Linked DNA regions of Homo sapiens: region 1 is linked to region 2. The links are chromatin contacts, found by Hi-C or POLR2A ChIA-PET in ENCODE. All regions are on one chromosome and are shown on one strand. Each heading gives the region's core, a stretch centred on a gene start or an enhancer-like site at or near the end of the contact. The rest is flanking DNA. Distances are from core to core; before and after follow the strand shown.

Region 1 (4,948 bases), core at 1,701-4,200, 250 kb before region 2:
AGTCATAAGACCAGATATCAAAGTGTTGGGTTCTGGAAGTATAGCATGCTCATGTAAGCTTAAGAACAAAGTTTGACAGACCTCATTTTAGACTATGTGAGCTTTCTGGTTGTGATGGTTAATTTTTTGTGTCAACTTGACTGGGCCAAGGGATGCCCAGATAGCTGGTAAAATTATTATTATTATTTCTGCATGTATGTTTTCAGAAGAGGTTAGCATTTGAATTGGCAGGCTGAGTAAAGATCACCTCACCAATGTGACAAGCGTCATCCAATCTATTGAGGCCAGAAGAGAATTTTAAAAATGGAGGAAGGACAAATTTGCTTTTTTTTTTTTTTTTAAGAGATGAGGTCTTGCTTTGTTGCCCAGGCAGGCTGGTCTGGAACCACCGGCCTCAAGTGATCCTCCTGCCTCGGATTCCCAAAGTGCTGGGATTATAAGTGTGAGCCACTGTGCCCAGCCATCTCTCAAGCTGAATGAGACATGCATCTTCTCCTGCCCACAGACATTAGAGCTCCTGGTTCTTTGGCCTTTGGACTCTGAAATACAACATGAGTGGCCTCCAGTTTCTTAGGTCTTTGGACTCAGACTGACAGTTGCACCATTGGCTGCCCTGGTTCTCAAGTCTTCAGACTCGGACTGAATCACCCCATCAGCTCCTCCGGGTCTTCAGTTTGAAGACGGCATATCATGGGACTTTGTGGCCTCCATCATTATGTGAAGGAACTCCCATAATCAATCTATCTATCTATCTATCTCTCTATCTATCTATCTATCTATCTATCTATCTATCTATCTATCTCCTTCTCCCCTGCCCCTTTTCCCCACACCCAAAGGTGTCTTCCTTTGGCTGAAGGTTGTTGTACAATTGTATTCTATTGACCACCAAATATGAGCACTGCTTAATTTAACTTTTCTCAATTTTTTGAGATTAGGAAGTGCTTAGTCCTGCACTTTGAGTTTCTGTTTTTGTTTTTTCTGAGATGAAGTCTCACTCTGTTGTCCAGGCTGAAGGGCAGTGTTGAGATCTCAGCTCATTGCAACCTCTGCCTCCCAGGTTCAAGCCATTCTCGTGCCTCAGCCTCCTGAGTAGCTGGGATTACAGGCACGTGGCACCACTCCCGGATCAGTTTTGTATTTTTAGTAGAAATGAAGTTTCACCATGTTGGCCAGGCTGGCCTCAAACTCCTGACCTCAAGTGATCCACCCACCTTTGCCTCCCGAAGTGTTAGGATTAGAGCGTGAGCTACTGCACCCAACCACTTTGAGTTCTTGAACTCATTTTACAAACAAAGTTTATTTTATTTCAAGATTTGACCCTATCAAAGCCATTATAACCTTATTTTTTCTAGTTTTTACTAAGACTACTATAATATGATTCTAAGTTTATCATTTTTTATTTTCACAGGGGTCAACCAATCTTAATTTGGGAAAATAAAGGAAACACAGTAATATTTATACTCCAAGGGCTATAGGACTATTTATGGCTCTTATTTTTAATATAGGTACAATATTGTCTTTTTAATGACTTAACCCTCTTAGCATGACTTTGTGGAAAGCTCTTGTATTTTCATATGGTGTTATGAGAGCTGAGACAAGGGACCGTGGACTATGAAATGCTTTGTTGGAATGGGAGGAGTAGGGAGAGGGCGAATGTATTAGGCTATGCGTTTAACATGCCCCTGGACCTTACTCAATGCACTGCTGTGCTATAAGGTACAGGCTGGGTTGTTCCCTGTCTCTCTATGAGAGCAGAATTCTAAACATGACTTTGTTCCTATCACTATTAGGTTGGTGCCATTACTTCTAGTGGCAAAAACTGCAATTACTTTTGCACCAACCTAATATCATCTACGATGTCTAGATTTTCCATCATTCTGTTCCTTAACAGTGCCATGCCTAGGAAAATGGGTACAGTGAGCCCCCCTTTCTTTACTCTCCCCATCTCTGACAGCCCCACAGCCCCTCTCCTGATTCATCCCACCAATTGTTCAGTGCCTTATTCTTTCACTTTTTTTTTTTTTTTTTTTTTTTTTTTTTTGAGACTGAGCCTTGCTTGCTCTGTCACGCAGGCTGGAGTGCAATGGCATGATCTCGGCTCACTGCAATCTCCGCTTCCTGGGTTCAAGCAATTCTCCCTCTCTCAGCCTCCCAAGTAGCTGCATTTACAGGTGCCTGCCATCATGCCTGGCTAATTTTTGTATTTTTAGTAGTGTTGGAGTTTCACTGTGTTGGCCAGGCTGGTCTCAAACTCCTGACCTCAGGTGATCCGCCCTCCTCGGCCTCCCAAAGCGCTGGAATTACAGGAATGTACGCAGCCCTTTCTTTCACTTTTTGAGCTCTCCAACAAAATCTAACCTCAGGAAGTGATCTGACAAACTCATGCACATTTAGGCATTTATGTCTGAAAAGAGACCAATTGGCGACCCCTTCCAGGAACACCTGCTTGCCAATAAAATAACACGTTTAAGCCAGAAGAATTATTTTCTGTTGGCAAAATTTCAGGACTCATTGACCTAGTGGCCATGAGGGGAATCACACTTTAGGAGGCCCCATATTCTACGGCCTTTCTGTTGAATGCCTGGTATCCATTTCCCCCACCACTCCAGGTCACAGTTTTATTAGTTGTTTCTGCTCTGAAATTCCCTCTCTGATCCAGAGCACACCAACTTCTGGTATCATAAGAAGAATAGGGTGTAAAAGTCAGCTCCAAACATTTCTGGGACTCTAATTACAGTACAGTCAGGCCCAGAACTGATGGTATCCATGGTCCATCTAATTCTGGAAAGGAGTTAAAGGCCTGGGTCTGGGGGAAATTGTGACTGTAAAAAGAAAAGCATCAGAAGCTCACAAAATGCGATTGTCATCTTAAAGGTTAGGGGCCAAATAAATTAAGACATCTCATGGGGAGTTGTAATCCCCGTCAATATGACAGTGATTAAAAAAATGGCTGCTACTAACCACATGCAGCGTGGTTTAAATCTGACTCATCTGCTAGGCATCCCATCCTAATCAAAAGCTATTCAGGGGCTGGAAGGCAACCATCAAGCTCCAGCAGCAACGTGCCAGGGCCCACAGCTGCACAGCTGAAAATGTCACGCCAGGGGCTGGCTGCCTCCCTTGCCCTGAACATTGCATCCCGCCTGCTGAGTGGGGGCTGGCGGAGCGGCCCAGCCAGCTGTGTCTGATGTCGCAGTTGTCCATGGGTTTCACCTTCCTTTTTCCTTGACCCATGGAGTTTGGGGAAAAAAAAAAAAAAAAAAAAAGCTGCAAAGTCAAACAATGAAGAGACCAGAGAATTGAAGTCCATTTCCTTCCCAAACCAAATAATGTCCTCTCCTGCAGGGATTCTAGCAAACCTTCTGGTTCATTTTTCTCAAGGTGTGCAATTGAACCTTCTTTTCTCTATCTAAGGCATTAAGTCAAGGTTGCTCTGTTTATTAGTACTCGGAAGCAGGTACTATAAAGAAGAGAAAATCAGTGGTGAAACAAAGGGAGTATATTTAATTTTTAAAATTTTAAAACAAACCATCTTTGAGGGCAATTGCATTCCTTAAGAACATGGGAATTCAAAGTGGCCCCTAGCCTCTGCATGTCTAGAATTTCATAATTAGGAAAGGGGGGTTCTGAAGAAAGCATCAATGATGTATTGAGCACCTAGCATGCCCAAGAGACCAGCGCAGGTCTTACGTCTATAAACAGAGACTTGAGGTGCCCTGAGATTTACTCAAAATCACAGAGTTAATCACTTGTATCACTAGGTTTACAACCTAGGTTCTCTTACTCTCTTTTCAGGATTTTCTACCATATCACGTTGGCTTTTCCAAGAATTTTTAGATCTGGCAAAAAGGAAAAGAAATACAAAAAAATAAAAACTAATGCATAGTATTACATAAAATATGCCTCGTGGTCTCAGAAAGACATACTTCGGGTGTTCGTACTTATTTGTGGAAACTTCAAATTAAAACAGTTGAACTCATGGAGATAGAGAGAATGATGGTTACCAGAGGCTGGGAAGGTTAGTGAGGTGGTGGGATAGTAGGTGGAGCATGGTTAATAGGTACAAATAAATAGTTAGAAATAATGAGTAATATCTAGTATTTGATAGAACAATAGGGTAACTATAGTCAATATGAATTTAATTGTACTTTTTTTTTTTTTGAGACAGAGTCTCACTCTGTTGTCACGCTGGAGTGCAGTGGTGCAATCTCAGCTCACTGCAACCTGTGCCTCCTGGTTCAAGCAATTCTCATACCTCAGCCTCCCGAGTAGCTGGGACTACAAGTCCCCGCCACCATGCCCAGCTAATTTTTTTTGTATTTTTAGTAGAGACAGGGTTTCACCATGTTGGCCGGGATGGTCTTGACCTCCTGACCTCATGATCCACCCGCCTCAGCCTCCCAAAGTGCTGGGATTAGAGGCACCAGCCACCACGTCCGGCCAATTTTTCATTTTTAAATAGCTAAAAGAGTATAATTGGATTGTTTATAATACAAAGGATAAATGCCTGAGGCTATGGATCTCCATTCACCCTGATATGATTATTATGCATTGCATGACTGTATCCAAATATCTCAGGTATCCCAGAAATATATACACTGTGTACCCACAAAATTAATAGTAAAAATATTGAAAAATAAAATATGCTCCATGAACAGTATGGTTAATAAAAACCAAAGAAAGTCACTAGAAAACAAAAAGTTGGTGAGAGGCTAAAATGGTGGGAGAAGAATTCAAAGAGGATATAGGACATAACTTGTAGCTTGAGAATATATGGACTAAGTAGAGTGGACAAGAAGAAGTAGATAATTCCAGTATATAAGAATATGATTACAGTGGTTTTGAGGGGGAAAGAAATGGTTTGGGTCATTCTGGTTGTAAAAGGCAACTTGCAGGAGAATAACGTGAGAAATCAAACAGAAGTCAGATAATAGAGGCTAGAAATGTA
Region 2 (4,358 bases), core at 1,502-4,001:
CTGATTCAGATGGTCCTTTCTTCCCCCACATCTCCATTCATTTATAACTCATTCTTTCTGGTTCACTGTGACTGTGATTGTAACTGAGCACAGGACCCTGGAGAGACTCCTCAGCTTGTAGGGGGATGTGGCTGTTAAAGAGAGAACCTCTCTCCCAGAGGGCTTGGCTACTGAGACGTATTTTTCTTCCTTTCTCTTTTACAAGTGGAAAATAATGCCTGGGAGGAAAATGAGACAAACAGCGGCAATTCCAATTTCACCTAAGCTAGGATTTATTTTATTTTTTTTACTATTCCCAGCTCCCAGATAAATTCTCTCCCTGATTTCTGTTATATGTCACTTTGGCTGACATATGTCAAGTTCTTAACATTGATGAAAAATAACCCATTGGGTGGAAATGAATATCATGACACAGAGGTGATTTTACAGTTTTGTTGTTTTAATGAATGAAAGGTTAACAATAAGAATTGGACTAATAGTGTTGGAAACAAGCCCTCGATTTATCTGCAGAACAGACCCAAACTTCTCAGCTCTCCTCCCTCCTCTCCAGTTGACCACTCTGCAAGGTTGGTTACTCTAAAACTCCACCAGTGTCCTCTCGGGGAAGAGGTGATAGGTGATTAAACAGATTGTCCGTAATGCATGGCTTATCTTTCTTTAGGCTGTGATCTTGCTTGACAGTCATTAGTTACATGTGTATGCATCTTACCCACTTAAAAAAATGTTTTTTTTATTTCAATAGCTTTAGAGGTACAAGCGGTTTTTGGTGACATAGATGAATTATATAGTGAGGGAGTCTGGGCCTTTAGTGTACCTGTCACCCAAATAGTGTACATTGTACCTAATAGGGAATTTTTCATTCCTCACCCCCGTCCACCCTCCCTCCTCCTGAGTCTCCAGTGTCCACTGTACCACTCTGTATGCCCATCGCTTAGCTCCCATTTAGGAGTGAGAACATGCAGTATTTGGTTTTCCATTCCTGAGTTACTTCACTTAGGATAATGGCCTCCAGCTCCATCAAAGTTGCCCAAAAGACATTTATTCTTTTTTATAGCTGAGGCGTATTCCATAGCATATAAATGCCACATTTTCTTTATCCACTCATTGCTTGATGGGCACTTAGGTTGATTGCATGTCTTTGCAATTGTGAATTGTGCTGCAATACACATATGAGTGCAAGGTGTTGATATAATGACTTCTTTTCCTTTGGGTGGGTACCCAGCAGTGGGACTGCTGGGTCAAATAGTAGATCTACTCTTAGTTCCTTGAGAGCTCGCCATACTGTTTTCCATTGAGGTTGTACTGATTTACCTTCCATTTTCTCCTTTTTTTTTTTTTTTTTTTTTTGAGACGGAGTCTCACTCTGTCACCCAGGCTGGAGTGCAGTGGCACAATCTCTGCTCACTGCAAGCTCCGCCTCCTGGATTCACGCCATTCTCCTGCCTCAGTCTCCCAAGTAGCTGGGACTATAGGCACCCACCACCAGGCCTGGCTAATTTTTTTGTATTTTTAGTAGAGACGGGGTTTCACCGTGTTAGCCAGGATAGTCTTGATCTCCTGACCTCGTGATCCGCCTGCCTCGGCCTCCCAAAGTGCTGGGATTACAAGTGTGAGCCACTGTGCCCGGCTCCATTTTCTCCTCTTTTAAATGGAGAACTTCCTAAGATGGGCCATTCACGTTTTTCCCACAGAAAGTCTTCCACATAGCAGACACTCAATTATAATTACAAATATTTGTTGGTTGAATGAATGAAGGAAAGAAAATATTTTAAAAGGTACAGACAAGAAGAATTCCGGGAGCTGTGAGGCTCAATTTAGTTGTATGCTGTCATTCATCACCACAGTCTTGGCCAGATTTTCAGTGCTACAAATCGATACTAACCAACTGGTAGGCAGAGACGTATAACCATCTCCTATAAAATTGCTAATTCAGTCTGGGTGCAGTGGCTCAGGCCTGTAGTCCCAGCACTTTGGGAGGCCAAGGTGGGTGGATCACTTGAGGTCAGGAGTTTGAAGCCAGCCTGACCAACTTGGTGAAACCCCGTCTCTACTAAAAAAAGTACAAAAAAATTAGCCAGGCATGGTGGTGGGTGACTGTAGTCCCAGCTACTCGGGAGGCTGAGGCAGGAGGAATCACTTGAACCTGGGAGGCGGAGGTTGCAGAGGAGCCAAGATCGTGCCATTGCACTCCAACCTGGGTGACAAAGTTAGACTCCATCTCAAAAAAAAAAAAAAAAAAAGATTGCTAATTCAAACAGTAATATGGATTGCTGTTTGAAAATGAAACAAGGCATTTGCAGTCAACAATTCTGGACTCATCTCAGAGTTATATGCCATGGTCTGTACCAATGACCAATGCTCTCAGTAAGGGCTGTCTCCAGATGCCAAGGCAATGCGGTAAACACCCTCTAATATTGCCCCAACCAACTCATATATTCAAATATGTATTGAGATGCTGACACAGTTAAGGAAGGCAGAATTTGTTAAGTCTTCTGCGGAGAAACTGAAAAAATGGAGTGAGAATCCATTTTTAGCGGAAAAAAAAAAAGGCGATATAAAACATTTTCTTAAGAGGTTTAGCATATTTGAAAAGACGTGCCAAAAAAAAAAAGTATTCTTTTACTAATTCAATTAAAATGATCTCAGTCACTTCGGTATTTTCCATTTCTGGTCAAAATCTAGACAACAAAGAAGGAAGTGTCATCTGAGGTAATTATGGTCTAACCAGGAGCAAAATAGGCCCCAGGCCTCACAAGGAAGCTTGACTGAAAGAGGAACTTTGACTTAGTAAAACCGAACTGCTGGGGTCGAACTGACCAGCCCTAATTTGGAGCAGGTGCAATCACTCTGGCCATTTGCTGACAGGCAGCATGAACGAGGGGAAACAAAAAGCCCGGAGAAGTACTGAGTGCTAAGAGGCTTTCAGAGGCGCCTGTTGCTAGGGAACCACTTCCTCTGTGTTCATACCCAGCGAACTCAAGCTATTCAGATATCACTGGAATAATCTCTCTCAGGCTCCGAGGGGAAAAGAAACAGCTCTCAAAGCTCAGACGTCATGGTAACACTGGGAAAAGCCCAGCTTTTCCAGCAGACACCGAAGAGCCAATGATACCAGGAGAAAACCAGAAGTGAATGGGCATCTTGTGTTTTATTGAGACACAGAGGACAGGCACCTTCTGCCTGACCCCACCCAGGTGCGTCGGTGGCAAACAGTGACACACCCACAACCCACATGTAATTTTACTATCAGTTCTTTGAGAATGAGATACTGTTCTCTTCATCTTCAGAACCCACGTCATCTAGCCCAGTACTTTCCACACCATTCTCCAAGTTGGTTTAATTCAAGTTCTTCATTCCATAAATATTTATCGAGGACTTGGTTCTATGTGCACTGCATGGATGCTATGATAGAGATTAAAAAAGACACAGAGACAATTCCCCTAAAGAAGCTTCCTGGTCTTAGAAACACAAACGAGGATGAGGTTTGTCTACAAATAATGGTAACACAATGGCAGTATAAACAACATGGTAGGTTTCATTCGTAAGCCAAATATAAAATTCTAAGCCCCACAACCAGCTGAATGGACCTCTCCTCTTGGCCAAGGGCATTCTAAAATAAGCACACCAGTTCAGGCCATGATGGGAATGCATGATCAGACATGCCTCAGTTTATATTGCTCCCTTTGGAATTCAGGCACTGCTGACTAACATTAGCATTAAAACAGAGACCATAAGACTGACAAAACAGACTCTGCGTAGCAATAAGATAACCACATGACAGACAGCAGGACCTGAAAGAAATCAAGATATTTTATCCCAAAATACATTTCTTTGACACATTTTGAAATGGCACTGCAAAGCTGTCTCTTGTGGGGAAAACCTATGTTTTATAGAGAATTCCCTTTCCTTTCCAGGTCTTTTTTCTGATCTAGGAGAGAATTAACTAAGAGTCTGGCACCTTTTAAAGTCTGTTAAGAAACATTTACCATCTAGTCTCTCTGAAGCCTGCTATCTGGAGGCTTCATCTACATAATAAGAACCTTAGTCTCCACAACTTCTTATCTTAACCCAGACACTCCCTTCTATTGATTCCACATCTTTAGATAATCACTTAACACTTTCAAGCACTTGCCAATCAGAAAATCTTTGAATCCACCTGTGACCTGGACACCCCCCACTTCGAGTTGTCCCACCTTTTCCAGACTGAACCAATGTACATCTTACCTGTATTAATTTATGTCTTATGTTTCCTTAAAGTGTATAAAACCAAGCTGTAGTCTGACCACCTGGGCACATGTTCTTAGGATCTCCTGGGGCTGTGTCACAGGCCATGGTCACTCATATTTGGCTCGGAATAC

The links. A loop is a pair of places that touch in the nucleus more often than their neighbours do. ChIA-PET counts read pairs that join two places held with the same protein, here RNA polymerase II (POLR2A). Pooled maps may share reads with other maps.
Region 1: a loop to region 2 is called in a map with no recorded cell type, with 5 times the contacts of the local background. The contact joins two enhancer-like sites. A Hi-C loop is called at or near these places in 12 of 37 single-sample maps with no recorded cell type and 13 of 50 pooled maps. POLR2A ChIA-PET finds 5 or more read pairs at or near these places in 1 of 52 experiments (GM10248).

What each region holds. Positions count from the first base shown.
Region 1 is chr10:14,394,246-14,399,193 of GRCh38, forward strand. No RefSeq gene overlaps it. Among named protein-coding and RNA genes, the nearest start is that of MIR4293, 13 kb to the left of the region's middle. Within about 2 kb of position 2,951, at least 5 of the 41 ENCODE cell types and tissues checked have a DNase peak (open chromatin) inside an H3K27ac peak, as active enhancers do.
Region 2 is chr10:14,645,465-14,649,822 of GRCh38, forward strand. All of the region lies in intron 2 of FAM107B (family with sequence similarity 107 member B), which reads right to left. Among named protein-coding and RNA genes, the nearest start is that of FAM107B, 130 kb to the right of the region's middle. RefSeq lists enhancers at 1-10, 2,528-2,697, 3,201-4,358, 3,228-3,728. Within about 2 kb of position 2,752, at least 28 of the 41 ENCODE cell types and tissues checked have a DNase peak (open chromatin) inside an H3K27ac peak, as active enhancers do.